2 separate regions of the Homo sapiens genome follow, and region 2 is linked to region 1. Evidence: chromatin loops called from intact Hi-C (ENCODE). Cell type or tissue: heart left ventricle. All regions are shown on one strand. Links, peaks and the distances in the headings refer to the core of each region. The heading gives the core; the rest is flanking DNA. Region 1 overlaps LOC101928391 (a long non-coding RNA gene). Region 2 overlaps WDTC1 (WD and tetratricopeptide repeats 1).

What was found. Hi-C counts contacts between places; a loop is a spot of excess contacts. Peaks named below come from ENCODE experiments on the same cell type or tissue, not always from the same donor. Only the 100,000 strongest peaks of a DNase experiment are listed, where the experiment ranks them.
Region 2: it touches region 1 in a loop (2.9-fold over the local background); 65 of 110 quality-filtered maps call a loop at or near these places.

The regions. Positions count from the first base shown.
Region 1 is chr1:27,038,558-27,053,783 of GRCh38, forward strand. LOC101928391 (a long non-coding RNA gene) reads left to right here. Exons shown (of 8, transcript XR_007065559.1): 4 at 6,337-6,462; 5 at 6,661-6,758. Among named protein-coding and RNA genes, the nearest start is that of TENT5B, 33 kb to the left of the region's middle. RefSeq lists enhancers at 3,717-4,269, 7,747-8,247, 11,079-11,896, 11,897-12,712. In heart left ventricle, for the core only: CTCF peaks have their summits at 6,148 (motif pointing right), 6,359, 7,539 (motif pointing right) and 7,738; DNase peaks (open chromatin) are centred at 6,174 and 7,554; H3K4me3 peaks cover 651 bases; H3K27ac peaks cover 273 bases.
Region 2 is chr1:27,267,266-27,282,491 of GRCh38, forward strand. It overlaps WDTC1 (WD and tetratricopeptide repeats 1), which reads left to right. Exons shown (of 16, transcript NM_001276252.2): 4 at 14,974-15,020. Among named protein-coding and RNA genes, the nearest start is that of WDTC1, 40 kb to the left of the region's middle. In heart left ventricle, for the core only: no CTCF peak of the experiment used is centred there; no DNase peak of the experiment used is centred there.

The DNA.
Region 1 (15,226 bases), core at 3,147-11,146:
ATAGGCCAGGCGCGGTGGCTCTCGCCTGTAATCCCAGCACTTTGGGAGGCCGAGGCGGGTGGATCACCTGAGGTCAGGAGTTCGAAACTAGTCTGAGCAACATGGTGAAACCCCATCTCTACTAAAAATACAAAACTTAGCTGGGCGTTGTGGTGGGCACCTGTAATCCCAGCTACTTGGGAGGCTGAGGCAGGAGAATTGCTTGAACCCAGGAGGCGGAGATTGCTGTGAGCTGATACCACACCACTGTACTCCAGCCTGGGTGACAAGAGTGAAACTGTGTCTCAAAAAAATAAAAATAAAAATAAATAAATAAATAAAAATAAAATAGAAATAATAATAGAACAGTGCCTGGCACATAATAGGCACTATGTAAGTGTTGGTTGTTGTTGCTAAATTGTCATTTTATTAATTTTAAGTTATTTTGTGCCCCCTTTTGGCTGTTTCTGCCAGCCTGCAAGGTTGCAGGAACACGAGGTTTTTCTGCACTGGTGATCTGGTGTCAGGCTCCAGCCTCGAGCTTGCTCAGAGGTAGTCGCAGGGATGAAAGCAGGGGTAGCAGCTTCTTAAATCCAGCTTTCTGATCCCTGCATTGAAGCTTCAGTGGTAAGTTGTTGAATTCATAGCTCTGGCGTTGACTTTCTCAGTGGGTCGAGTATGGAAAGGTCTGGAATCATTCCTGGAGGCCTGGCTCATTGAGCCTCTCTGATGGTTGTGCAAGGACCTACTGCTCTGTATTAAATACTTTGCTGCTAAAAACACCAAGAGGGGTTTCTGTTTCCTGCATTGACCCTGCCCTCACCAGACCCTGCCGCATTCTCTGCATCCCCTCTTCTGGGTCCTCATCTCTGCTGCTCCTTCCTTGGCGTCATCATTGCCACCTCCATGCGTTCTGGAACTCTACCTTCCAGGCTCCCCCTCCCTGAGTCCTCTCCTCTCGGTCTCTTCCTCTTCCTCCTTCACGGTGGGGCTTCTCGGGGGGCTGGCCACCGCAGCCTCACATGTCCCAAACTCATTGCATGGTCTTCTCTCCCCAGTTTGGCCTGTTTTAGCCTGGGGCCCAAACCACAAAGAAAGCTGGGAGCCTCCTTAGAACTTGAGCCTCTTTCCTCCCTCCACTCTGTCTGGGCCTTCTAACATTCAGTGAGCGCCTACTGTGTACTGGGCCGAGCAGCACCCAGAGTTGAGGCTGACCCAGTGTGGGCTCCTGGATGTATGTAAACACCTGTGAAGTTCCGCAAATGGGAGGGATGGGGGAGAGCTCTGTAATAAGTCTAGATTTTTAACAGTCAACAGGGAGGTTCAAAGATGCGGCCGCCTTGCCTCAGTTTGGGTCGCCTCTAAAGGGCCCTTTCAGCCCCAGAATTCCCTGTGGAATAGGCTGAGGCCTTGGCTGTAGCTTCTGCTTCTCACTCCCTTTTGGGGTGGTCCCTGAGAGCAGCCCCCCGTAAGCTGCTGAGTGAGGATCTCCTCTGAGTCTGTTTCAGGGTCCCAGAGCCCAGAGCCCAGAGCCCAGAGTGACTGCTCCTGAGACAACCAACCAGCCATAGTGGAGGCTCTGGCTTGGCTTCAGCCCCCCGAGGGTCAGACTTTACTGCCTCCTCCTTCTTTCTCCATTTCGGGAGCCACCGCCTGAGGCCAAGGTTGTGGCCTGTCTAAATCTCCACAGCTTCTTAAGTGGTTTCCCCCCCCCCGGCTCTCTTGCCTCTTCTGACCCCTTCTCCACAGGGCAGCCAGAAGGATCCAAGCAGATCCAGCCAATCTCCAGCTTAAGCCCTTCAAGGCTACCCATTGCTTTGACGATAAATTGAGCTCCTGACCCCGGGGGTTACCTCCCAGCTCTGCACACCTCCTCTCAGCTGCTGCAGCTGCCTCAAGGCTGCCTCCCTGTTCCCCATGCCTCCCTCTGTAGCAGGGCTCTTTTCCATTTCCCTCAGCTCCTTTCCAGCCTTCAAATTTCAGTCAAATGTCCCATCCTCAGGGACAAGGGCATGTCTGCTCCCCAGGGGCAGCCTGTTACTGGTTAATGGGAGGCTCAAAGGCCTGGCCACCTTGCCTCAGTTTGGGTCCACTCTGAAGGGCCTTCCCAGTTTCTCAGGGAAACCACTTCTTTTTTTTTTTTTTTTTTCGAGGTGGAGTCTCCCTCTGTCGCCCAGGCTGGAGTGCAGTGGCGCGATCTCGGCTCACTGCAACCTCTGCCTCCCGGGTTCACGCCATTCTCCTGTCTTAGCCTCCTGAGTAGCTGGGACTATAGGCACCTGCCACCACGCCTGGCTAATTTTTTGTATTTTTAGTAGAGATGGGGTTTCACCATGTTAGCCAGGATATTCTCGATCTCCTGACCTTGTGATCTGCCCACTTCGGCCTCCCAAAGTGCTGGGATTACAGGTGTGAGCCACTGCGCCCGGCAATCCAATTTCTAACTACATATTTATTCGTGTGATTAACTACTGGATGTCTGTAAGTCGTCCAGGTGCAAGGACAGTACCTACCTCGTTCACCAGGATATACTGGAAGCCCGGCACCATGCCTGGCTTACATAAGAGGCACTCTGTAAAAGCTGAATGAGTGAATGGAGGGATGAATGAATGAAAGCACTCTGTAAACTCTAAAGCAGGAGTGATGGGAAAGGATGGACGATAGTAATTGTAAAATAACTACTGTCTAGCAGGCAGAGGCAGCAACACAGCAGGAGTCTCCCCAGCCTGTGGCTGGGCAGGCTGTACCCTGAGTGGCCTCTTCCCCACCGCACCTCACCCTACACTCCAGGGTCACAAGCTTGGTAAGTCTGAAAATAACAGCAGCTATTTCACCCATACTGCCTCATTGAACCTGCACGAGAGGATCTTGGGGTGATGCTATCATTATTCCCACTGTAAAGATTTGGAAACTGGGGCTCAGGGAGCTTCAGTAATTTACCCAAGATAAATGAATGGTGGGGCTGGGATTCAAACATAGGTCTATCGAAGGTCATAGCCCACCCAAGCGTTCATGTTGACACTCTCCTGCCCCTCTGGTCACCTTTAAACCTTTCAATCTCTTCATCCCCATCTTTTTTTTTTTTTTTTTTTTTGAGATGGAGTCTTGCTCTGTCACACAGGCTGGAGTGCAGTGGTGTGACCTCAGTTCACTGCAACCTCCGCCTCTTGGGTTCAAACAATTCTTTTGCCTCAGCCTCCAGAGTAGATGGGACTACAGTTGCCCACCACCACACCTGGCTAATTTGTGTATTTTTAGTAGAGATGGGGTTTCACCATGTTGGCCAGGCTGGTCTCGAACTCTTGATCTCAAGTGATCGCCCGCCTCAGCCTCCTAAAGTGCTGGGATTACAGGCATGAGCCACCATGCCAGGCCACCCGTCCCCATCTTGTCTTCTCTGGAGTCCCTGTGCTCTCCCCAGCAGCTTTGAGCAGGCACCTCTCAGAGCCTCATTTTACCTGTCTGTAAAATGGACACACACATCTCTGACTGTTTTGTAATGAAGGTCCACGAGGATGGGAATGTTTTTTGTAAAACATGTAAACATGTTCTGTGTAAAAGGGCTGAGTGAGGTGGAGCCCAGGTAGTGAAGACGCTGCAGTGACCTGCCCAAGGTCACCCTGTGGTGGCAGGGGAACAGGTCTCTGCCCTCTGGCTGGGCACCATGGGCAAGTGAGTGTGAGGGTGGGTGGCTGTGTGAGTGTGACTGTGCGTGTAGACTACCCCAGGACCAACCTCTTGAAGGTCAAGAAAAGCCCCTGTTGCAGGCCGGGCATGGGTGGCTCACGCCTGTAATCCCAACACTTTGGGAGGCCGAGGCGGGTGGATCATCTGAGGTCAGGAGTTTGAGACCAGCCTGGCCAACAGGGTGAAATCCCGTCTCTACTAAAAACACAAATATTGGCCCGGCGTGGTGGTGGGCACCTGTAATCCCAGCTACTCAGAAGCAGAGGCAGGAGAATTTCTTGAACCTTGGGAGGCAGAGGTTGCAGTGAGCCAAGTTTGCGCCGTTGCACCCGAGCCTGGGTGACAAGAGAGAAACTCCGATTCAAAAAAAAAAAAAAAAAAAAGGAAAAGCCCCTGCTGCTTCCAATTTTAAGGCTTCCAGTGTTATTAAATTAAAAAATAAAAAGGCTGCGGAAAACATCATGCATTTTAAAGGTTTATGTTTAACAAACGAACTTTTTAAAAACACACACACAATGCAATGCCATGTAATTGTGCTATTATTCACAAGATAATTAGAGGATTTATAGAAAATATGAATTCATAGTGCACAGTGGGAGGTGTGGCTGGGTAATGAGATGCAAGCGCACAGTGGCCTGGCGAGCAGCTCCTGCGTTCCTCCCATTGTGTCCCTTTGTTACTACATGTTACATCCTCATTTGGGCATACCAGTGGGCAAGAGACCTTCCTCCACCTGGCCTCTGCCTCGTGTTATCTCCCCACACTCGGCACCCTCTCTGGCTTTTTTTTTTTTGAGACAGTGTCTTTTTTTGAGACACAGGGCAGGGACAAGTCTTTGGTTAATCTTCCATTAATTAATCTATGTATCAGTTACTCACAGATGTTTATTGAGCTCCTATTTTGTATTCTGGAATCCATGTTTTGCTCTGGGGACATGGCAGTGAAGAAAACAGACAAGGTCCCTGCTCTCGGGAAGCCCACAGTCTTGGGTGGGAGACAGACACTTAAGTAAATCAGGCCATATAAACAGTGATAGGGGCTGTGAAGGGCATTAACAGGAACTGAGATGGAATTACAGGAGACTGGCCGGATGCAGTGGCTCACGCTTGTGAGCTGGGATTACAGGGGTCTGCCACCATGCCTGGCTAATTTTTTGTATTTTTACGTTATTTATTTATTTATTTATTTTTGAGACAGAGTCTTGCTTTGTTGCCCAGGCTAGAGTACAGTAGCGCTATCTCAGCTCACTGCAACCTCTGCCTCTCAGGTTCAGTTCAAGTGATTCTCCTGTCTCAGCTTCCCGAGCAGCTGGGATTGCAGGCGCCCGCCACCACGCTCGGCTAATTTTTGTATTTTTAGTAGAGACAGGGTTTCATTGTGTTGGCCAGGCTGGTCTCGAACTCCGACCTCAAGTGATCCACCCACCTTGGTCTCCCAAAGTGCTGGGATTACAGGTGTGAGCCACTGTGCCCAGTCCCAAACCATATTTGAATTAGAGCTGAAGGGCTCCAGGCCCAAATGACTGTTGAGGGGCAGGACCAGCTGCGTCACTGTCACTCTCCTTTCCAGAGAAAAGCTATTCTGGTCCAATTCCTAGCTGCGTGCCTTTGGGAAAACTCTTTCATCTCTCTGTGCCTCAGTTTCTTCATCTGTAAAATTTTTTTTTTTTTTGAGACAGCATCTTGCTCTTGTTGCCAAGGCTGGAGTGCAATGGCGCAATCTTAGCTCACTGCCATCTCCGCCTCCCAAGTTCAAGTGATTCTCCTGCCTCAGCCTCCTGAGTAGCTGGATTACAGGTACCCGCCACCATGACCGGCTAATTTTTTGTATTTTCAGTAGAGACGGGGTTTCACCATGTTGACCAGGCTGGTCTTGAATTGCTGACTACAGGTGATCCTCCTGCCTCAGCCTCCCAAAGTTCTGGGATTACAGGCGTGAGCCACCACATCTGGATTTTTTTTTTGAGACGTAGTCTCGCTCTGTCGCCCATGCTGGAGAGCACTGGCATAATCTTGGCCCACCGCAACCTCCGCCGCCTGGTTCAAGCGATTCTCCTGCCTCAGCCTCCAGAGTAGCCGGGATTACAGGCATCCACCACCACGTTCGGCTAATTTTTGTATTTTTAGTAGAGACGGGATTTCACCATGTTGGCCAGGCTGGTCTCGAACTACTGACCTCAGGTGATCCGCCTGCCTGGGTCTCCCAAAGTGCTGGGATTACAGGTGTGAGCCACTGCGCCCAGCTGTAAAATGATAATAAGCATACCTTAAATATAACTTCCTTTTAAGGCTATTCAAGAAATAAATGTGCTAAGGGCCTGTAAAGGGCTGAGCACAGAGGCTGGCATAGTCAGTGCTCAATAAATGGAAAGGAGAAGATGGAGATGAGGAGGATGGAGGTCCAGAAAGTTGGAGAAGTGTTGGCCTGGTTTCCTCTATCCTGGGACGTCAGGGCTCCCCTCAGCCTTGGCAGTTCCAGGAATGGCCACGAGATGGCGCCTGAATCCCAGTTATGAGGGACTCAGCGGCGCTTCTTAGCAGAGGAAGCTGTTTGCGGGGAAAAAGGGCCAGAGAAGCAGGTAGGCTCCTCAAGCTTGGATGGAGTGGGGCTTGGCACTAGATTTGCTTAAAGTCCAGCCACTTCAGCCTCTCCCTTCGGTTTGTCTCCTAGGGGTTCCCTGTACGTACCCCTTTCCCTCCAGCACTGGAGCCCGAGTCTCCCGCTGAGCAGGCACCTCTCCCTCCACGCCCAGGCTTCTTAAACCAACCCCTCCTCCCCTTGTCATTCATGAACCAGGTAGGAGGACTTAACGGAACACTTCCTGTGGGCCTTGCAGGGTGGGGAGCCAGAGGAAATGACCTGGTTCCTGTTCTTAGCATCCTGGGGGTGGGATAGGAGGTAGGAATAGAAACCAAAAGAGATAAATGGAAAACAGGCAGGATTGGCTTAAGACTTCTCCATCTGTAGGCCGAACCCGTTATCCTCATTTTGCAGATGCAGAAACTGAGGCTCAGAAGCGTTCGGCCACGTGCATGCATTGCCTTTCCCATTGGTGCTCCATCGCCAGTAATGGATAAGTAATAAGTAATAAGGTGAGTTATATCTAAATATATCCATAGACTCATTCAACAGCATCTACAAGAGCGCCGCAGTTCCAGCAAGGATCAGACTTGGCCCCTGCCCTTGGGAGCTGGCAGTCTGGAGGGTGAGGCTGGGTCTGGGGACCCAGAGGATGCAGTTGTTGGTCTCACCTGAACCGGTTGTGGGAGGGAAGGGAGGAAATGTGTGAGAGACTTTGTAGATTTCTTATGCGCAAAGGACCTGCTCCAGGATAACTTTCAAAGAGGCAATATCATGACTCCCATACAAATTAAAATGAACATGTGTCAAAGATTTTCTTTGACTTATTAATTGACATGGAATCAGCAAGATGTTAAAATAAGTTCAACTGAGAATTTGACTTACGGGTATTTATATTCTCTACTGGACAAAATTCCTTTGCACGGTTATGAGCAGGAATCATTTGCTTTGTGATCTGTTTTCCTCAGATTGCCTCTATCCCTACAGAGCTATAAAGCCAATCAAAGACAATCAAAAGCACACAAGCACACACCCCTAAAGAATCAGATCATCACTAGAGGGTCACAGCCAACACCCGGCACTCCTCTGAAAGGAACACACCCAGAAATCTCTTGCCTTTTCCCAGGCTTTGATATATTTTCTTGGCCGACTCCTGGAAGGATCAGGATGAATCAGGTAGCAGCCATTGCTGAGCAGGCAGGCCATCTTAGAGCTTGGTCCTCCTCTTTGCAAAATCTTCCCCATTCAGGCGGTAACTTCTAGCTGCAGCCAGGGTCAGTAACCGCCAGCAGGTGGCGCTGAGGCAAAAATCTCAGCCGCACGTGGGGAATTCTTTGACCCTTGCGGCCCCGCAGGAGTCAGGTTTCCTGACTTCAGGATTTCACGGGACCCTTTCTCCCCACCCCCTCCCCACCTTCTTCTTCTCCTCCTTCTCCTTATCCTTCTTCTCCTCCTCCTTCCTTCTTTTTTTTTTTGGTTGTTGTTGTTTAGTTTTTTGAGACGTGGTCTCGCTATGTTGCCCAAGCTGGTCTTGAACCCCTGGGCTCAAGTGATTCACCCGCCTCGGCCTCCCAAAGTGCAGGGATCACAGGCGTGAGTCACCGCGCCGGGCCATTCCCCCTCTTTTGGGTCAAGTTTTCTCATGATCACAGGGCTGCTTCCAAGTGAGCTCATCTCCAGCCATAAATTCAGCCATTCACTGATTCAATCAATCTTTGATTTGACAAAGTGTCCAGGCCCCAAGTCGTATTCCTGAGGCTCTCCAGGAATTCTTTGTGTCCAAGAAGCAGCCCTTGTCTCTGCTTGTCCGGCTTTGCTGCTCCCAGAAGGAGCAAGGCCTCACTCACCTTTGAGGATGAATTCTGCCATCTCAGGGCCCCATCCCATGCTGCCCCCCCCCCCACCCCTGCCCTGCCTTTGGGTGTATCCACACCCCCCTGGAAACCTGGAAAAGGCACCTCAGCAGAGGATGAATAAAAAGCTTTACTTCTTTCTCTCCTTTCAAGCTCTCATTCCTCCCCCCCCTTTTTTTTCTTGAGACAAAATCTTATTCCGTCACCCAGGCTGGAGTGCAGGGGTGCGATCTCGGCTCACTGCAACCTCTGCCTCCTGGATGCAAGTGATTCTCATGCCTCAGCCTCCCGAGTAGCTGGAATTACAGGTGCACACCACCACGCCCAGCTAATTTTTGTATTTTTAGTAGAGACGGAGTTTCACCATGCTGGCCAGGCTGGTCTCGAACTCCTGACCTCAGGTGATACGCCTGCCTCAGCCTCCCAATGTGCTGGGATTACAGGTGTGAGCCACCGCTTCCGGCTTCATTCCCATTTTACAGGTGAGAAAGTGGCTACTGCTCCTCTGGGTCTGTCCTGGTCGTCGGGGAAGGCTGTATCTCTTTGCTATACTCGGCTTTACTCAGGCCAGAGGATGGCTGAAGAGCTGTCCCCAGGCCTCACTGTTTCCCTGGCCTTCCCATAAACTCACATTCATGGAGGACTGCAGCATAAGAAGCACCTCCTATGCGCTTCCCAAGGGCCTGGAAAGTTCTCCAGAATGTAGTGGGAATAACTACAAGCACAGTCCCATCCCAACTCAGCAGGCAAGGAGTGCTGGGGTGACCACAGCTCCCTCCTCAGCTGAGACCCTGCCCTGGGGTAGGGGCAGCAGGCCAAGGGGAAGGAGGTGGGCAGGCAGGGTGTGCAGGCCATCATGGTAGTGAGGTCTGCACCGGGGCCAGGGCACACATCTGTCCCACTGGGTGCTGGCTGGGCAGTGTTTCCCTGGCTCCTTGGCTCTTCCCTGTATGCTGGGTGCACAATTGTGGGGCATCAGGGAGAAAACCTTCCTCTTCTAGGTTAGGGTCTCTGCCCTCTGCCCCGTGACTGTGACAGCAGCAGGAAAGAAGTCACCACAGTGCTCCTGCGTCTCAGGGATTCCCTAAAAGGAGAATCAGAGAAAAGAGTAGGAGTCCTTGGGAAGCAGATCCTGAGCAGAAAGGTCCCTGGTCTCTGGCCACCTGAGGCCTATAGGCAGTGAGATCTGCTGGGAATGAAGTGGATGGTGGGGTAAATTTGAAGGCAGGTAGGGGAGAAGCAGCACCAGACCCCCAGGGCCCGGACAGGCCAGCGGGCTTCCTGCAGTTTGCACGACCTTGCATCTCCCTTCCTTTCCTGGGAAGCATGTGGTCTGATAGCTTCCAGGATGACAGCTTGTGCTGGGGCCTGGACTTCTCTGCTCTGACAGATTCAGACATCTGTCTTAGTTTGTTTTCTGTTGCTTACAACAGAATACTGAAACTGGGTAATTTCTAAAGGAAATGAATGTATTTTTAAAGTTCTGGAGGCTGGGAAGTCCAAGGTCGAGGGGCCACATCTGGTGGGAGTCTTCTTGCTGGTGGGAGCTCTCTGCAGACTCCTGTGGGAGGGCATGACGTCGCATGGTGAGGGGGCTGAGTGGTGTCCCTCAGTGTCCCTTCCTCTTCTTATAAAGTCCTCAGTCCCACTCCTATAATCACCAATTAACTCATTAATCCATTAACCCACGAGATTAATCCATTCATGAGGGCAGAGCCTTCATGATCCAATCACCTCTTAGAGGTCCTACCTCTCAATATGGCCACACTGGGGATTACATTTCGGCATAGGCTGGGTGCACTGGCTCATGCCTGCAATCCCAGCACTTTGAGAGGCCAAGGTGGGCTGATTGCTTGAGCCCAGGAGTTCCAGACCAGTCTGGGCAACATGGTGAAACCCCATCTTGACAAAATATAAAAAAATTAGCCAGGCATGGTGGTATGCACGTGTAGTCCTAGCTACTCCAGGGGCTGAGGTGGGAAGATTGCCTGAGCCCAGGGAGGTTGACGCTGCAGTGAGCCATGACTGTGCCACTGCACTCCAGCCTATGCAACAGAGCGAGGTCCTGTCTCAAATATATAAAAGAGCTGGGCGCGGTGGCTCACACCTGTAATCCCAGCACTCTGGGAGGCTGAGGCGGGCGGATCATGAGGTCAGGAGATCGAGACCATCCTGGCTAACACGGTGAAACCCCTTCTCTACTAAATATACAAAAAAATTAGCCGGGCGTGGTGGCAGGTGCCTGTAGTCCCAGCTCCTCGGGAGGCTGAGGTAGGAGAATGGTGTGAACCCAGGAGGTGGAGCTTGCAGTGAGCCGAGATCACACCACTGCACTCCAGCCTGGGCGACAGAGCGAGACTCCATCTCAAAAAAAAAAAAAAAAAAAAAAAAAAATATATATATATACACACACACACACACACACACACACACATATGTATATACACACATATATGTATATATACACACACATATATGTATATATATACACACACACATATATAAAAGAAAAAAGTATTTCAACATGAGTTTTGGTGGAGACAAATAGTCCAACCACAACAATATCCCAAAGTTATTCCATCAGGATGGGTCCCTGGGGGTTTTGTAAAGGCAGTATTTCATTTCCTCAGATGTACTGTGAGAAACTGCTGGAATTTCTGGTTTGGGGAAGGCTGAGGCCCTCAGAGGTCTAGATGAGATTTTTTGGTTTCTTCCTTTGCTGGGAAAAACGGATCAGGATGGCCTCGTTTAGACTGTCAGACACTCTGGGATCCTTGGACTTCCCTCAGGAGAAGAAAAGTTGGACCTTCTACCACCAATAGGAAGGGCACTCAGAAATCCTGGTGATATGGCTCTGATGATTGGAGGAACACCAGGGTCCTTGGTTCTCATGCTGGTTTAGATAAAACGACACAGACACATGTAGAGTTGTTTTAAGGAGTGGAGAGTTTAATAGGCAAGAAGGGAGAAGGCAGAAAGAAGAAGCTCCCCCATACAGAGACAGAGAGAGGAGGACTCCAAAGCTGAGAGAGGGAACCCCAAGTGGGGTGCAAACCAGCCAGGTATATATACAGAGGCTGGAGGAGGCGGTGTCTGATTTGCATGGGGCTCAGGGGATTGGTTTGACCAGGCCTGTCATTCACTTAGCCCGCAAAAAAGCTGGCCCTCCCACCCTAGCCTTTTAATATGCAAATGCAGGGTGCCAGGATGTTTTACACACGTGGGGATATGTGGGGGCAGCCATGTTGCCAGGAACATGTGGGGCAAGAGCAAGAAGGCTGCAGGAATTGCCATGTTGGGTGGACCCAGTTTCTAATGACCTGCATTTGCATATTAAAGGCTTTTCTGGAGATGCTTTAAAAAACAAAAACTTTCCAAGGACTCCTTTTCCTCTCTATCTGCCTAAAATAATTTCTTAATAACTCCTACAACACTAGTATTCTGAATATCAGAGGAACTGTGGATTTAATTTGGCTGTTATGCTGATGAAGCAGGGTGCACCTGAGAGGGCCAGGAATGTTAGCAGCCGTGTCCTATGGCGTGGGCTCCCTCCCTCCGTTTCCAAAGGGGCAGATACAGGAGAAGGTGGAGGGCTCTGCACAGCTGCCTTTGGTGCCTGAAGTCCCACTGAGGCAAATCTGGGCCACACAGCCTCACTCCATTACCGCCTTTATGAGTGATTTCTGGAGATATTCCAAGCCCAGCACATTCTTATCCTCAGGTATTTTAGAGATCTATTCGTAGGGCACAAATCATCCCCAAACTTAGCAGCTTAAAACAATATACATTTGGCCAGGCATGATGGCTCACGCCTGTAATCCCACCACTTTGGGAGGCCAAGGCGGGCGGATCACCTGAGGTCAGGAGTTTGAGATCAGCCTGACCAACATGGAGAAACCCCATCTCTACTAAAAATACAAAAAATTAGCCGGGTGTGGTGGTGCATGCCTGTAATTCCAGCTATTCGGGAGGGTGAGGCAGGAGAATCATTTGAACCTGGGAGGCAGAGGTTGCAGTGAGCCGAGATTGTGCCCCTGCACGCCAGCCTGGGCAACAAGAGTGAAACTCCGTCTCAACAACAACAACAACAACAACAACAACAACAACAAAAACCCCAAAACCAATATACATTTGTATACATTTATCCTCTCACTGAGCTTCTGAGGGTCAGGAATCCAGGAGCAGCTTAGCTGGGTGGCCCTGATTCAGGGTCTCTCTTAAAGTTGTGGTCAAGATGTCAGCTGGGACTGGGCGTGGTGGCTCACGCCTGTAATCCCAGCACTTTGGGAGGCCAAGGCGGGCAGATCATATGAGGTCAGGAGTTTGAGACCAGCCTGGACAACATGGTGAAACACCTTCTCAACTAAAAATACAAAAATTAGCCAGGCATGGTGGCACGCACCTGTAATTCCAGCTACTCAGGAGGCTGAGGCAGGAGAATTATTTGAACCCAGGAGGCAGAGGTTGCAGTGAGCCAAGATCGCGCCATTACACTCCAGCCTGGGTGACAGCAAGAGTCCATCTCAAAAAAAAAAAAAGATGTCAGCTGGGATGACCGACTCCTGAAGGCCTGACTGGGGCTGGAGGATCTGCTCCCAAGGCAGCTCACATAGTTGGCAAGTTGGTGCTGATTGATGACAGGCGGCCTTGGTTCCTCACGCATGGGCTTCTCCACAGGGCTGCTTGTACATCCTCACAACATGGTGGCTGCCCTCCCCAAGAGGAAGCGTTCCAACATGGCAGGGTTGAAGCCACCAATCTCTTTTATGGCCTAGCCTTGAAAATCACACGCTATCACTCCTGCTGTACTCCCTTGGTCACCCAGGCCAACCCTATTTAATGTGAGAGAAGACCACACAAGGTTGTAACTAGCAGGAGGTAGGGGTTGCTGGGGCCATCTTGGAGGCTGGCTACCTCACCAGCCTTTGGGTTAATCTTCAGGTAAATCTTCAAACTTTATACTCAGTGGTTCCCATGCCTCCGAGAACTACCTAAGAGAACCCATTTATGCCTGAGGTTGCAATTTTTTGAATTTTTGCAATGAGACCTTGGCGGTGCCCTTGAGCAGTAGGATATAAATAACTCCCACATGCTTAGTGTTCCAATAATGGAACACTAGGCATAAATGGGTTTAAGCATCTTCTATCCATGAGGGGCTCTGTGTTTGAAGAAGGATGAGGAAGATGCCCCGTGCAGGCCCCACCAACTTCCCAGTGGCTCACTTCCTGCTTTGCCCCTCACTCACTGGCACTTTCTGTGTTTCAGCAGCCTGTTCTGGCCATAGCAAAAAGGGGTCCTCCAGCGACTGCCACAGCTGTTCCAACAACAGCCTCAGCCTTTGGCATTTCATGGTTTCCTCAGGAAACTGACTAGATGAGCCCATTTCTTAGGGACAGCCCAGTTTAAGACCACAGGGACAACCTTGAACCCACTAACTCTATCCTCATCTCACTCTACCAGCCAGCTACAGTGAAGGTTCTTTTGGAGGCCAGTGACAGAAGCCAACTCAGCCAAAAGTGGAATCCAAGGCCGGGCGCGGTGGCTCACGCCTGTAATCCTAGCACTTTGGGAGGCCGAGGTGGGCGTATTACCTGAGCTCAAGAGTTCAAGGCCAGCCTGAGCAACACGGCGAAAACCCGTCTCTACTAAAATACAAAAAATTAGCCGGGCGTGGCGGCATGCGCCTGTAGTCCCAGCTGCCTCGCCTGTAGTCCCAGCTACTTGGGAGGCTGAGGCAGAAGTGCTTGAACCCGGGAGGCGGAGCTTGCAGTGAGCCAACATTGCGCTACTGCTCTCCAGCCTGGGCGACAGAGCGAGACTCCACCTCCAAAAAAAAAAAAAGTGGAATCCAGTGGGAGGGTGCCAGAGTGCGTCACAGTACAAAGGGAAATTGAAGAGCCAAGGCCCAGGAAGGGCAGGGACCAGGGCAGTCCTGTGGATGCTAACAGCGGGGGTTCATGGGCTCTCACTGTGGAGCACAGCTAGACTTGGTACCAGAGACTTGTCTCTGCTCCAATTTCCTGGCAGACAGAATCTAATTGGCTCAGCCGTGTCAGGTGCCCATCCCTGGTCCAATCAGCAATGGCGGGGTAGGGGTGGACTCCCAGCCATGATGGCGTAGGGGTGGGGCAGGTCCTAGGGCAGTTAACACAGCTGAGGGCCAAGAAACTCACTAGGAGGATAGCTACTCAAGGAAGAGGTTTGTTCTGTGTAGAAAAAAGGATCTGAGATATTAGGGTGGTCCAAGAGCCCATGACACCCCCCCTCCCTTTTCTAGGATCTTCCTGAGATTCTGAGAACCACTCACTAATTTAAGAACCTTAGCTCTCGGCCGGCCGTGCTGGCTCACGCCTGTAATCCCAGCACTTTGGGAGGCCGAGGTGGGCGGATCACCTGAGGTCAGGAGTTCGAGATCAGCCTGGCCAACATGGTGAAACTCCGTCTCCACTAAAAATACAAAATTAGCCGGGCGTGGTGGCGCATGCCTGTAGTCCCAGCTACTCGGGAGGCTGAGGCAGGAGAATCGCTTGAACCCGGGAAGCAGAGGTTGCGGTGAGCCGAGACCACGCCATTGCACTCCAGCCTGGGCAACAAGAGCGAAACTCTGTCTCAAAAAACAAAAAGAAAAAAAAAAGAAAAAGAACCTTTCCTCTCACCTATTCTTCCCCTGTGAATATCCTTCCCAGATTCTGGCACCCACTTATGGGCTTCAAAGTCACTTAAAATGTCGTTCAAAGACCACTTGTTTTAGAATCACCTGGGAAGTATGTTAAAAATACAGGTTCCAGGCCCGGTGCCATGACTCACGCCTGCAATCCCAGCACTTTGGGAGGCCAAGGCAGGTGGATCAATTGAGCTCAGAAGTTCGAGACCAGCCTGGGCAACATGGCAAAACCCTATCACTACAAAAAATACGAAAAATTAGCCAGGCGTGATGGCAAGCGCCTGTGATCCCAGCTACTTGCAGGGCTGAGGCGAGAGGATCACCTGAGCCCAGGAGGTCGAGGCTGCAGTGAGCCATGTTTGCACCACTGCACTCCAGCCTGGATGACAGACTGAGACCCTGTCTCCCAAAAAAAAAAAAAAAAAAAAAAAAATTAGCCAGGCATGCCTGTAATCCCAGCTAT
Region 2 (15,226 bases), core at 4,653-12,652, 230 kb after region 1:
GCAACAGGGCCTCACTCTGTCGCCTAGGCTGTGGTGCAGTGGCCAATCTCGTCTCAGTGCAACCTCGCCTCCTGGGCTGAAGCAGTTCTTGTGCCTCAGCCTTCTGAGTAGCTGGGATTACAGGCGTGTGCCACCACACCCAGCTAATTTTTTTATTTGCTAGAGATGGAGTTTCGCCAAGTTGGCCAAGCTGGTCTCAAACTCCTGTCCTCAAGTGATCCACTCACCTTATTTTTTAATAGGTCAATATTCATATGGTTCAAATTCAAAAGTTTAAAAAGTCATCTCCTCATTATTTTTCCCAGCTATGTAATCCAGTTACGTGGAATTGACTAATATAATGAGTTTTAGTATCCTTTCAGAGGAATTTTATGCATAAAATTCTTACCTTTTCTCACAAATGTTAGCCTAACATATTTGCTGTTTCAGTAAGAAAATCAACAACTTACTAAAAAATTAAGGTCTAAAACAATGAAGTATCTTTAAAAAGATACTTTCATAATTTTGCCATATTCATACATATTTCTAATTTCTAATTCTTTCATGGTTCAGAGTGTTCTGTTGTGTATGTGGACCCATAATTTACTTAAATTATCCATACCAATAGACATGTAGATTATTTACAATTTTTTGCATGTACAAGGTCATTCCTTATGACATCATTTGGCACATGTGGTTATATCTCTTATCAGACGAATACCTAGGGTGGAATTTGTAGGTCAGAGGATATACACATCTGTGATTTTGATAAATATTACCAAAATTGCCTTCCATGGTGTTTGTACCAACTTTTGCTACTATCATACTCCTTCTGTCTTATATCAAACATAATGCTCAACAAATACTCTCTCTCAAACCCCAATGTGTTCATCATCATTTTGAGAAATTTCACAGGCGAGGCATGGTGGCTCACCCCTGTAATCTCAGTACTTTGTGAGGCTGTGGCAGGTGGATCACTTGAGCTCAGGAGTTCGAGACCAGCCTGGGCAACATGGCAAGACCCCTGTCTCTATACCATCAAAAATGAAAACTTAAAAAAAGAGAGATTTCACAGATGAGTGCAGAGTTATAGGCCAGAGAGATAACAGATTGGCTTTCAAGATACTTTTTTTTTTAATTTAATTTTTTAGGGTTTTGTTTGTTTGTTTGTTTGTTTGTTTGTGGTTTTTTTGTGACAGAGTCTTGCCCTGTCACCCAGGCTGGAGTGCAGTGGCGTGATCTTGGCTCACTGCAACCTCCGCCTCCCAGGTTCAAGTGATTCTCCTGCCCCAGCCTCCCAAGTAGCTGTGATTACAGGCGTGTGCCTCCATGGCTGGCTAATTTCTGTATTTTTAGTAGAGGTGGGGTTTCACCATGTTGGTCAGGCTGGTCTCGATCTCCTGACCTCGTGATTCACCCACCTCGGCCTCCCAAGTACTGGGATTACAGGTGTGAGCCACTGCGCCCAGCCGATTTTTTAGTTTTTTTGAGACAGAGTCTCACTCTGTCGCTCAGGCTGGAGTGCAGTGGCGCAATCTTGGCTCACTGCAACCTTTGCCTCCCGGGTTCAAGTGATTCTCCTGCCTCAGCCTCCCAAGTAGCTGGGACTACAGGTGCACGCCACCACACCCAGCTAATTTTTGTATTTTTAGTAGAGATGGGGTTTCACTATGTTGGCCAGGCTGGTCTTGAACTCCTGACCTCAGGTGGTCCACCCTCCTCAGCCTCCCAAAGTGCTGGGATTACAGGTGTGAGCCACTGCGCCCAGCCCAAGATACTTTTTTAAATTAAAAATGTAGGCTGGGTGCAGTGGCTCACGCCTGTAAATCCCAACACTTTGGGAGGCTGAGATGAGAGGATGGCAAGTCCAGAAAGAAGTTCAAGACCAGCCTGGGTAACATAAGGAGGCCCTGTTTCTCCAAAAAAAAAAAAAAAAAAAAAAAAAAATCAGCTAGGTGTGGAGGCACATGCCTATAGTCCCCAGCTACTTGGGAGGCTGAGGCAGTAGGATCGCTTGAGCCCAGGAGGTTGAAGCTGCAGTGAGCCATGATCACACCACTGCACTCCAACTTGGGCAACAGAGTGGGACTGCCTCAAAAAAAAAAAAAAGTACAAAACAGTAAATTCGTTAGGCTAACATATGAGTGTGGCAAGAGAGAATAGAGAATACTCAGTTCAAGAGAACAATTAGTCACAAAGTCCAAGTGGAAGAGGGATGAGAAATGAGGTTGGTGAGGTAAGTGTGGATGGGCTATTCATAATGAAGGATATTGTAAGCTACGTGGAAGACGATGGACAATGGAGAGTCATTGAATGGTTTTGACCATAAGAGCAACATGATCAGATTTTTTTTTGTTTTTTGTTTTTTTTTTTTCGGTTTTTTTTTTTTTGAGATGGAATTGCTCTGTCACCCAGGCTGGAGTGCAGTGGCACAATCTTGGCTTACTGCAACCTCCGCCTCCCAGGTTCAAGGAATTCTGCCTCAGCCTCCTGAGTAGCTGGGACTACAGGTGTGCACCACCACTCCTGGCTAATTTTTCTATTTTTAGTAGAGACGACGTTTCACCATATTGGCCAGGCTGGTCTTGAACGCCTGACCTTGTGATCCGCCTGCCTCGACCTCCCAAAGTGGTAGGGTTACAGGCATGAGCCACCACGCCCGGCCTTTGTTGTTGTTGTTGTTGTTGTTGTTGTTGTTGTTGTTGTTTTTGAGACAGAGTCTTGCTCTGTCACCCAGGCTGGAGCGCAGTGATGCGATCATGGCTCACGATAGCCTTGACCTCCTGGGCTTTGGGTGATCCTCCTACCTCAGCCTCCTGAGCAGCTGGGACTACAGACATGCACCACCATGCCCAGCTAGTTAGAAACAGGGTTTTACCGTGTTGCCCAGGCTGGTTTTGAACCGCTAGGCTCATGTAGTCCACCCACCTTGGCCTCTCAAAGTGCTGGGATTACAGACATGAGCCACCATACCTGAGCAGAGTTATGCTTTTTAAAAAATTAATGTTGGCTTCAAAATGAAGAATAGATTGCAGGTGTTTAAACTGGAGACAGGCAGAACCAGTTAAGAGGTTATGACAGTGATTCAGGAAGAGGTGATGGGTTACCTGAACTAAAATAACAGTAATTTGGATGGAGAGAAGTCAGTGGATTTGAGAGACATTTAAGAGGCATAATTAGGGCAAGTGCTGTAATCCCAGCACTTTGGAGGGCCAAGGCAGGCGGATTCCTTGAGCTCAGGAGTTCAAGACCAGCCTGGCTAACACGGTGAAACCCTGTCTCTACTAAAAATACAAAAATTAGCCAGGGGTGGTGACACACCACTGTGGTCCCAGCTACTTGGGAGCCTGAGGCACAACAATTGCTTGAGCCTGGGGGGACGTGGAGGTTGCAGTGAGCCAAGATTGTGCCACTGCACTCCAGCCTGGGCAACAGAGCGACTCTCCCTCAAAAAATTAAAAATTAAAATAATAAAACAGCCTAGGCAACAGAGTAAGATCCTATCTCAAAAACAAACAAACAAACAAACAATAAAAACAGATGTTGCCAAATTCTTCACCATGGGAGTTGCACCATTTTGTCTTCCCACTGGCAATGCATGAATGTGCCTGTTTCTCCATAACTCATCAGTAGACTGTATGGTTGAGCTTTTGAATTTTTTTTTATCATTCTAACTAGTGAAAAGTGTCTCAGTATAGTTTTAAGTTACATTTCTCTTATGAATGAAGTTTAATATATATTCCATATGCTTGAGGGCCATTTTAATATAATTTTTGCCAATTTTGGTGTAACAAAGGAGGGAGAATAAGAATTGATATATGCACCTGCATGGTTTTTGTAAACAGAAGCACAGGATGGATAAGGAGAAACTAATGAAATTGGTCACTCCAGCGGGTGGGAGGTATAAGGTAGAAGGGTAGAGAAAGGTGAGTAACTCTTCTGTGGACCTTTTTGTAGTTTTTACTTTTATTTATTTTATTTTTATTTTGAGACAGAGCCTGTCTCTGTTGCCCAGGCTGGAGTGCAGTGGCGTGATCTTGGCTCACTGCAACCTCTGCCTCCTGGGTTCAAGCAATTCATGTGCCTCAACCTCCTGAGTAGCTGGGATGACAGGCATCTGCCACCATGCCTGGCTAATTTTTGTATTTTGAGTAGAGACAAGGTTTCACTATGTTTGCTAGGCTGGTCTCAAATTCCTGGCCTCAAGTGACCTGCCTGCCACAGCCTCCCAAGATGTTGGGATTACAGGTGCGAGCCACCATGCCTGTTTACTTTTAGAACCATGTTGAGACTTTACGTTTTCAAAAAGTAAAATTAAATCAGCAAAGTTGGGAAGTGGGATGCCAACTAACTCATGTAATTTACTTTTTGTATTTTATTTTATTTTAATTTAATTTAATTTATTTTATTTGAGATGGAGTCTCACTCTGTTGCCCAGGCTGGAGTGCAATGGCATGATCTCATCTCACCACAGCCTCCGCCTCCTGGGTTCAAGTGATTCTCCTGCCTCAGCCTCCCGAGCAGCTGGGATTACAGGCGTGTGCTACCATGCCTGGTGATTTTTGTATTTTTAGTAGAGATGGGGTTTCTCCATGTTGGTCAGGCTGGTCTCGAACTCCCGGCCTCAGGTGATCCGCCCGCCTCAGCCTCCCAAAGTGCTGGGATTATAGGCGTAAGCCACTGCGCCCGGCCTAAAATTTTTTTTTTAAATAAAAAATAGGCTAGGCACGGTGGCTCACTCCTGTAATCCCAGCACTTTGGGAGGCCGAGGCGGGCGGATCACCTGAGGTTGGGAGTTCGAGACCAGCCTGGCCAACATGGTGAAACCCTGTCTCTACTAAAAATACAAAAATTAGCCGTGCGAGGTGGTGCACGCCTGTAATCCCAGCTGCTCGGGAGGCTGAGGCAGGAGAATCGCTTGAACCCGGCAGGCAGAGGTTGTGGTGAGCTGAGATCGTGCCATTGCACTCCAGCCTGGGCAACAAGAGTGAAACTCTGTCTTAAAAAAAAAAAATTTTTTTTTTAAGTAGAGACAAGGTTTTGCTGTGTTGCCCAGGCTGGTCTCAAACTCCTGGGCTCAAGTGATCCCACCTTGGCCTCCCAAGTACTCCCACAGTGCTGGGATGAGGCGTGAGCCACCATGCCCAGCCAATTTTTAAACATGATACTTTGTATATATTTTCAGTGTAAAGATAAAATGAACTTCAAAGAAATCTTGAGCTCTACTTAGTAGATTTGTCATTTGTAGCAGTATTGCTGTAGCAATTCCATAACTACTTTGTGTATGTTACAGAATTGAATAAAGAAGTCAATGTTGTTGGGAGCCAGAGTTCTCACTGTAGAAGGGAAATTCAAATATGGAATAGGGAAAGACGAGGAAGAACTCTAAGGTACTGGATTGGAATTAGCTTGTTTCAATATAAACTCATGATTTTAAAAACATGTATAGCTTGAGGCCAGGAGTTGGAGACCAGCCTGGGTAACATAGTGAGATCCCTATCTCCACAAATAAAAAATAGCTGGGCATGGTTACACATGTCTGTACTTCTAGGTACTCAGGAGTTTGAGGCAGGGGAATCACTTGAGCCCAGGAGGTCAAGGCTGCAGTGAGCTATGATTGCACCATTACACCCCAGCCTGGGCAACCCCAGCCTTGTCTCTAAAAAAATAAAAATAAACTACATATATAGAAATTTGTATTTATCTATTATTTCCAGCTCTGTCCACGCAAAGGTAATTTAGAAGCAGTAATACCATAGTAATTATGGGTTACTAGTTTCTAAATGCCATTCTCTATTAAAAGGAAGCAGGGATCCTTGGAGAAATAACTAATTCTAGTCTTGGGACAGGGCAAAAGTTGATATAGTCTTCAAAAATTTCAGTGTCATAGGAAACAAAAAAGGGCTGAGGAACTGTCTCAGATTAAAAGAAACAGAAAATGACTAATTTTCTTTTTCTTTTCTTTTTTTTTTTTTTTTTTTTGAGATGGAGTCTCGCTCTGTCAGCCAGGCTGGAGTGCAGTGGCACGATCTTGGCTCACTGCAACCTCTGCCTCCCAGGTTCACGCCATTCTCCTGCCTCAGCCTACCAAGTAGCTGGGACTACAGGCGCCCGCCACCACGCCCGGCTAATTTTTTGTATTTTTAGTAGAGACGAGGTTTCACCATGTTAGCCAGGATGGTCTTGATCTCCTGACCTCGTGATCTGCCTGCCTCAGCCTCCCAAAGTGTTGGGATTACAGGCGTGAGCCACCGTGCCCGGCCAGTGACTAATTTTCTTAATGACATTAAGAAAACATAAACCAAATGCAGTGTGTGATCCTGGATTGGATTCTGAATGAGGAAAATAAAATGGACATTATTGGACAGTTAGTGAAATTTGAATATGGACTATACGTTAGACAACAGTATTGTATCAGTGTTAAATTTTCTGATTTTGATAAATATGCGCTGGTTAAATAAAAGAATGACCAATGTTCTTAAGAATTATACACTGAAGTATTTAAGTGTAAGGGGTCCTGAAGTCTACAACTGATTTCTCAAATGGTTCAGAAAAAAAGTACTAAGTACTTTACACGTGTGTGTGTGTGTGTGTGTGCGTGTGTAGAGAGAGAGAAAGGAGAGGGAGGGAGAGGGAAAAAGATTATTTAATTTATCAATTAGGTAAAATGTATATATGGGCATTCTTATACTATTCTTGCAAACTTTTTATGTTTGAAATTGTTTCAAAATAGAAAGTTTAAATTGTTCATTAGGAAAATACAAAGGGCTGAGCATAGTGGCTCACACCTGTAATCCTATCACTTTGGAGGCTGAGGTGGGAGGATCACTTGAGCCCAGAATTGTGACCAGCCTGGGCAACATAACAGGACCTCATCTCTACAAAAAAATACAAAAATTAACCAGGTGTGGTGGTGTGTGCTTGTACTCCCAGCTACTAGGGAGTCTAACATGGGAGGATTGCTTGAGCCTAGGAGGTTGAGGCTGCAGTGAGCCATGATCATACCACTTACTCCAGCCTGGGCAATGGAAGGAGACACTGTCTTTAAAAAAGAGAGAGAGAGAGAGGGAAAGAAAAAAGAAAAGAAAATACAGAGAACTGGCTGGGGCACAGTGGCTCATGCCTATAACCCCATACTTTGGCAGTCAGGAGAATCATTTGAGGCCAGGAGTTTGAGACCAGCCTGGGCAACACAGCAAGACCCCATCTCCATAAAACATTTTTTAAAAGTAAAAGAAAATACAAAGAACTGTTGTAGTGGCAGCAACCAAGTAAGAGAGCCAGAAGGGAGGTTGAGATTAAACAATTTAAATTTAAATTAATGAGGATTAATTTAAGCCGTTCTAGTATATAAGACCCAATCAGTTTTCCACTTTCCTTGGACATTTTTGCTGAGCATTCCACATCCCTCTTTAGTTACATGTGCCAGCTCATCTCATGAGTTTTATTGTCACAACTGACAAGAACCAAATATCCTGGGATTCCAGCCATGGCCTGCAGTCCTCACTTTTTTGGGGAGTTGCTTGCTTTCATTTTGTATGTATTACCAGGGATCTCCCAAGATCACCTTGGAAGTTGTGATCACACTTTGATTCCTGCTATTTCATTCACTTGTGGGATTTCTTGGCACCGTATTAGACACATGGTAGAGAGAAGAAGAAAGGAATCTCACTTTACAAATCAGAGTAAAACTCAGCATTTCTAAGGTCAGATAAGTGGTAGAAATAAGATTTAAAAGATTTATATCAGGCTTATCTGGCTGCAGAGTTCATATCCTTTCCACCTCAACCATATGTCTGTTTTAAAAATGGCTTAATAGATAGTTCCTGGCTTGGTGGATTTATTCTCTTGCCTTATTAGTTTTCTTCATATTATCCTTAAACAATTGCAAACATTATGTATCTATCTCACCTTTACAATCTGGCCTGCTTGCTTTTTCCATTTTGTTTCTTATATTATTTTAGCATACATTCAAATTATGAATTTATGGAAACAAGTCATATGAAACTAGATTGATTTCCTTTGTGAATAGCTTTGGTAGACCAGAGCAGTTCCATGGGCATAGTGTAACCTTATTCTAACAAAGACTTGTCAGAGCTTTTTAAGGTAATACCATTTTAGAGAAGTAAACTAGATACCAAGTTCATTAAACAGTCATGTTTAAAGAAAAAGATGCCAGCCTGGCCAACATGGTGAAACCCCTTCTCTACTAAAAATACGAAAAATTAGCCAAGCATGATGGCAGGCACCTGTAATCCCAGCACTTGGGAGGCTGAGGCAGGAGAATTGCTTGAACCCAGGAGGCGGAGGTTGCAGTGAGCCGAGATTGCACCACTGCACTCTAACCTGGGCGACAGAGTGAGACTCTGTCTCAAAAAAAAAAAAAAAATAAAGAAAAAGATGGAGCGGGGATCTGACTTTGTGAGAGATTTCCTTTCGTGAGGACTGTCCTTTAAATCCAGATCAGCAATTTGTGGCCAGTGGGCCAAATCCAGAATGTCGCCTGTTTGCTTGTTTGTTATTTTATTTAATTGAGTGGTTTTGACTATTCACAAACTATACTCACAAAGTTTTGCAACCATCCCTGCTATCTAATTCCAGGATGTTTTCATCACCCCAAAAAGGAACCTCTTACCCATCTTAGCAGTCACTTCCTTCTCCCATACTGGCCCTACCCCAGAAACCACTAATCTATTTTCTGTTGCAATGGATTTTCCTATTCTGAACATTTCACGTAAATGAAATTATAAAGTGTGTGGCTTTTTAGCATAATGCTTTTAAGATTCATCTATGTTATAGTATGAATCTGTACTTCTCTTTTTTGCGGCCAAATAGCATTCCATCATTTGGATGTACCACATTCTGTCTATCCATTCATCAGTTGGTGGAACATGTGGTTGTTTCTATTTTTTGGCTATTATAAATAATGCTGCTATGAACCTTCATGTACAAGTTTTTGTGTGGACATGTTTTCTTCACTTTTCTTGGTATATACCGAAGGGTGGAATTGCTGGGTCATATGGTAACTCAGTGTTTAACTTTTTTGAGGAACTGCCAAACTGTTTTCCAAAGTGGTACCACCATTTTACATTCCCACCAGAAATGTGTGAGGGTTCCAATTTGTCTGCATCCTTGCCAACACTTCTTATTATCAATATTTTTTATTATAGGCCAGGCGCGGTGACTTATGCCTATAATCCCACACTTTGGGAGGCCGAAGCAGGCAGATCACAAGGTCAGGAGATTGAGACCATGCTGGCTAACACAGTGAAACCCCATCTCTACTAAAAATACAAAACTTAGCCAGGTGTGGTGGCACACACCTGTAGTCCCAGCTACTTGGGAGGCTGAGGCAGGAGAATTGCTTGAACCCAGGAGGAGGAGATTGCAGTGAGCCGAGATTGCGCCACTGCACTCCAGCCTGGGTGACAGAGCAAGACTTCGTCTCGAAAAAAAAAAAGAAAAGAAAAAAAAATTTTTTTTTTATTATAGCCCTCCTGGTGGGTGTGAAGTGGTATCTCATTGTGGTTTTGATTTTCATTTCCCTAATGACTAATGATGTTGAGCATGTTTTCATGTGCTTGTTGTCATATTTGTGTATTTTCTTTGGAGAAATGTCTGTTGAGATGCTTCACTCATTTTTTAATTGGGTTGTCCTTTTTTATTGTTGAGTTATAAGATATGTATGATTTGAAATTTTGTTTCTTTTCCTTTGTGTGTTGTCTTTTCATTTTTAAATGGTGACTTTGCATAAAAGTTTTAATTTTAATGAAATTCAATTTATGTTTTATTTTTTTTTTTTAATTGATATGGGATCTGTCTCTGTAACCCTCACTGGAGTGCAGTGGCACAGTCATGGCTTACTGCAGCCTTACCCTCCCAGGCTCAAGCAATCCTCCCATCTCACCCTCTTGAGTAGCTGGGACTGCAGGCGCACACCACCATGCCCAACTAAACTTTTTTTCTTTTGTTGCTGGTGCTTTTGGTGTTGTGTCTTAAAAAACATTGCCTAATCCAAGGTCATGAATATATACACCTGTGTTTTCTTCTAAGAGTTTTGTAGTTTTAGATTTTATATGTAGGTCTTTGATCCATTTGAATTAATTTTTATGTATGGTGTGAGGTAAGGATCCAACTTCATTCTTTTACATGTGGACATCCACTTGTCCTGGCACCATGTGCTAAAAAGACTATTCTTTCCTTCTACTTAATTGCTTGACACTCTTTTTTTTTTAAGAGACGGAGTCTGGCTATGTTGCACAGGCTGGTCTCAAACTCTTAGTCTCAAGTGATCTTCCTGTCTTAGTCTCCCAAATAGCTGGGATTATAGGTACAAGCCCCTGTTCCCAGCCTGTCTTGATACTCTTATCAGAAATCAATTGACTGTAAATTTAAGGATGTATTTATGAACTCTCAACTCTAGTCCATTGATCTAAATGTCTATTCTTATGCCAGTACCACACTGTTTTGATTGCTGTAGCATTGTAGTAAGTTATAAAATTGGGAAGTATGAGTCTTTCAACTTTGTTCATTTTTCAAGATTGTTTTGTCTATTCTGGGTCTCTGGTATTTCCATATGAGCTTTATTTTATTTTAATTTGAAAAAAATTTTTTGAGACAGAGTCTCACTCTGTTGCCCAGGCTGGAGTGCAGTGGCATGATCTTGGCTCACCGCAACCTCCACTTCCTGGTTTCAAGCGATTCTCCTGCCTCAGCCTCCTGTGTAGCTGGGATTACAGGCATGCATGATGACACCCAGCTAATTTTTTTTGTGTTTTAGTAGAGATGGGGTTTCACCATGTTGGCCAGGCTGGTCTCAAACCCCTGACCTCAAATGATCAGCCCAACTCAGCCTCCCAAAGTGCTGGGATTACAGGCGTGAGCCACCACACCTGGCCCATATGAGCTTTAAATTCAAATTTATTGCCACCTGTTTTTATAAGTAAAGTTTTATGGGAACACAGCATACTCACTTATGTATTGCTTATGTTTGCTCTAGTGATTCAATGGTAGAATTGAGTAGTAGTGATATAGACCATATGGCCTGCAAGACCTACAATATTTACTATCTGAGCCTTTACAGAAAAGATTGCTGACCTCTGCTTTAGATGATGGAGTAAACTCATGCTTTGAAGTACCAGAGGGCAGAACTAGGAACTATTCATTAATTCAGTCATATTTTCAAGCAAATATTGAATGCCTACTATATGACAGAAATGTTCTAGACACTGGGAAAATAATATAGCAGTGAATAAGACCAACACAATTCCTGGCCCCATGAAGCTTCTTGCCATGACCTGTAAAACACCCTTAGGATCTGGCCTCTGCTCACCTCCCTGAGCCCATCTTGCTCATCTTACTCTGTCCCCTTCATCACAATGCTCTAACCACATTGGCTTTCATTCTGTTTCTTTGGCATTATCAGGCCTGTTATTTTTATACTCATTATTCCATATGCCTGAAATGCTTTTCCTTCACATCTTTATGTAACTTGCTACTTCTCAGCATTCAGATTTCACCTCAAATATTAATTCCTCAGAGCGGCTTTCCCTGACCACTATATCTAAAGTATATCCAGGCCAGGTATGGTGGCTCATGCCTGTAATCCCAGCACTTTGGGAGGCCAAGGCCAACATGGCAAAACCCCGTCTCAACTAAAAATACAAAAATTAGCCAGGTGCAGTGATGTGTGCTTCGAACCCCAGCTACTTGAGAGACTGAGGCAGAGAATTACTTGAACCTGGGAGGTGGACGTTGCAGTGAGCTGAGATTGCGCCACTGCACTCCAGCCTGGGTGACACAGTAATACACTGTCTCAAAAAATAAAAATAAATAACATATATTCATCACACTTAGTACCATCTGAATTCATCTTACTGATTTATATGTTTGTTTATTTTCTCTCTTACCCTACTAGAGTTCTCTTAATTGCCACAACAACCTTTGCATGTGTAAGAATGCCTAGTATATAATAGGTGCTTGAATAATTGTTAAAAGATTGAATTAAGGCCGGACACAGTGGCTCACGCATGTAATCCCAGCACTTTGAGAGGCTGAGACAGGCAGATCACTTGAGCCCAGGAGTTCAAAACCAGCCAGCCTGGTCAACATGGCAAAACCCCATCTCCACAAAAAATACAAAAATTAACCAGGTGTGGTGGCACGCATCTCTAGTCCCAGCTACTCAGGAGGCTGGGGTGGGAGGATCGCTGGAGCCCGACCAGAAATATAATCGCTCCTTTTCATGACTTTTAGGAGGATTTTTCTTTCTCCAATATAGTTCACATTGGGCTGTGCTTACATTTTTTGTTTCTTGGGATTTTTTTGTTTTTGTTTTTGTGAGACAGAGCCTTGCTCTGTTGCCCAGGCTGGAGTGCAGTGACGTGATCATGGCTCACTGTAGCCTCCACCTCCCGGATTCAAGTGATCCTCACACCTTAGCCTCCCCAGTAGCTGGGACTACAGGTGCACGCCACCACACCTGGCTAATTTTTTAAATTTTTGTAGAGCTAGCATCTCACTATGTTGTCCAGACTAGTCTCCAACTCCTGGGCTCAAGCAATCCTCCTGCCTAGCCTCCCAAAGTGCTGAGATTACTGGTGTGAGCCACCATGCCCAGCCTGTGCTGTAAGTCTTGAACTCTCTTGGTGCAATGGAAAAGACATATTTGGATTTTATTTCTGATTCTGCCACTCAGCTATCAAAGTAACCACTCAAAGTGCTTTACAAATACTGTTCATTTCCCACAACAACCCTATGAGGCTATCTACAATTATTATCTTTTTTACTGATGTAGAGCCTGAGACACAGAGAGGTTAAAGAACTTGCTCAAGGAAATACAGCTTGTACACATAAAATGATATTTGTTGTATTTTATGGACAACTTAATGGATTTTCAAGGGTAATTATGTGAAGTACTTAGGACAGGGCCTGACACATAGTAAGCTAAGTTTACCTATTCTTATAATTATTACTACTCCATATAAGTAATTCTTAGGCACACTAAAATTTGAGAAAACATTGAGCTGGATTAAAGAAGGAACAAAAGAAAAGATTTTATGGAAATGTCTGGATATTCAAATCATTCTGACTTTAAGACAACATATCATTAAGTCAATGGAGAGTGAGTGAGGAATTTTTTAAAGTTTTATTTGCTGTCAGAACTTACTCCATTCTGTTAAAATATTGCACCTACATAACCTTAATACATGGTAATAAGTATGTGTATTGTGAAGCTTAAATAAATTGACAAAAGTGAAAGCTTAGCATCTACCCTGGCATTTAGTAAGTGTTCTGTTAATTTTGCTGGATTTTAATCTAAATCTTGCTTGTTCAGACTCATTCATGCTGTTTTTTAAGAAGTTAGAGAGAAGCACTTGGCTGTCTGCTTCCTGTCTTTCCTAGTTGGCATTTTTTGTGGAGGCTTCATTAAATATCTGTAACTTTCATGCTCTTTGACATTGACCCTTTAGGTTGAGCCTCATTACACAAGGGTTTAGGCCTGAAGTCAGCAGGTACGTTAAATGTGTATATGATGAATCTCACTGGGTTGTAGTTAAGAGAGGGTCCTTATGTGTAGCTACACAAACTGGATCACAGGCTTTGCCTGAAAGTCAGAAAATGTTCTCAAAGATCCTTTAAGCCTCTTCCTAAAGCCTGACATTCCTGTTTTTTTCTGGGTTTGTTTGGTATCTCTCTCCTTTTTCTTTTTCTTATTTTTATTTTATTTTATTTTATTTTTGAGACAGAGTCTCTCTCTCTTTTTTTTCAAATCCCCAAGATAAAGACTCTGACCTAATTTACCTTACTGCACCAGGCTCTACCTATTTGAATTAAGCTCTGGAAGATCCAAGGAGTTTTTTATACTCCTGTACCCCCAGCATCTGAACAGTACCTGGCATGCAGTAGGTGCTTGATGAATAATTTGCCGTGTGAGGCTGGGCGCGGTGGCTCACGCCTGTAATCCTAGCACTTTGGGAGGCCGAGGCGGGCGGATCATGAGGTCGAGACCATCCTGGCTAACACGGTGAAACCTCTGTCTCTACTAAAAATACAAAAAATTAGCCTGGCGTGTTGGCGGGCGCCTGTAGTCTCAGCCACTCAGGAGGCTGAGGCAGGAGAATGGCATGAACCCAGGAGGCGGAGGTTGCAGTGAGCTGAGATCATGCCACTGCACTCCAGCCTGACTCTGTCTCAAAAAAAAAAAAAAAAAAAATGCTGGGTGAATAAAAGATTAGCCTTCTAGTTAATTGGCTGTCCTTGGATTGAATGTTTCCTGGCAAATTTTCTGTGACTGAGAGGGTATCCCTTGAAGGTACTGTTTCAGACATATCTCTTTTTCTGTTTTTGTTTTGTTTTGTTTGAGACACGGTCTGGCTCTGTCGCCCAGGCTGGAGTGCAGTGGTGCGATCTCAGCTCACTCCAACCTCCACCTCCCAGGCTCAAGTCATCCTCCCAACCTCAGCCTCCCGAGTAGCTTGGACTACAGGCACATGCCACCACACCCAACTAATTTTTGTGTTTTTTGTAGAGATGGGGTTTCGCCGTGTTGCCCAGGTTGATTACAACTCCTGAGCTCAAGCAATCTGCCCAAAGCAGATTGGGCAGCCTCCCAAAGCACTAGGATTACAGGTGTGAGCCTCTGTGCCTGGCTGACATACTCCTTCTAATGGTAAAAGCAGAAATGTGTTTGGATCTCACTTTTACTGCTTTCTACTGTCTGAACTTCAGTTTACTTTTCTGCAAAACGGGATCAATGAAACTTGTCCTTTATGGCTCAGAAGTGCCCAGTATCAAGTGAGATCATGAATATGAAAGTACTTTATATATTGTAAGACGCTAGTCAGTTTAAGTCCACTTTGGCCACTCACATGCACTTGGAAAATATTGAAAATGGAAAGACTGGTTTACCTGTTCAGTTCCACTTCTTGGTGTTGAGTTCCCCAGGAGAACCCCTAACCAACTCTCTTCCTGTCTCTTCATTTGCTCCCCCAGGGTCACTCAGGATGTGTCAACTGTCTGGAGTGGAATGAGAAAGGAGAGTAAGTATGAGCTAGAGCACCTGAAGGGTGCTGGGGAAGGAAGTAAGGAGGGTGGAACAGCAAGGCTCCTCCTGAGAGGATCCAAGGAAAAGATTGGACCCAAATGAAAAGAGACTGCTGCTGTCTGCCGTTCTTCAGCTTAGCCCATAATTTTCAACACAATTAAACAATCTCAGATAGATGGAAAGTTGGATGACCATCCAAAC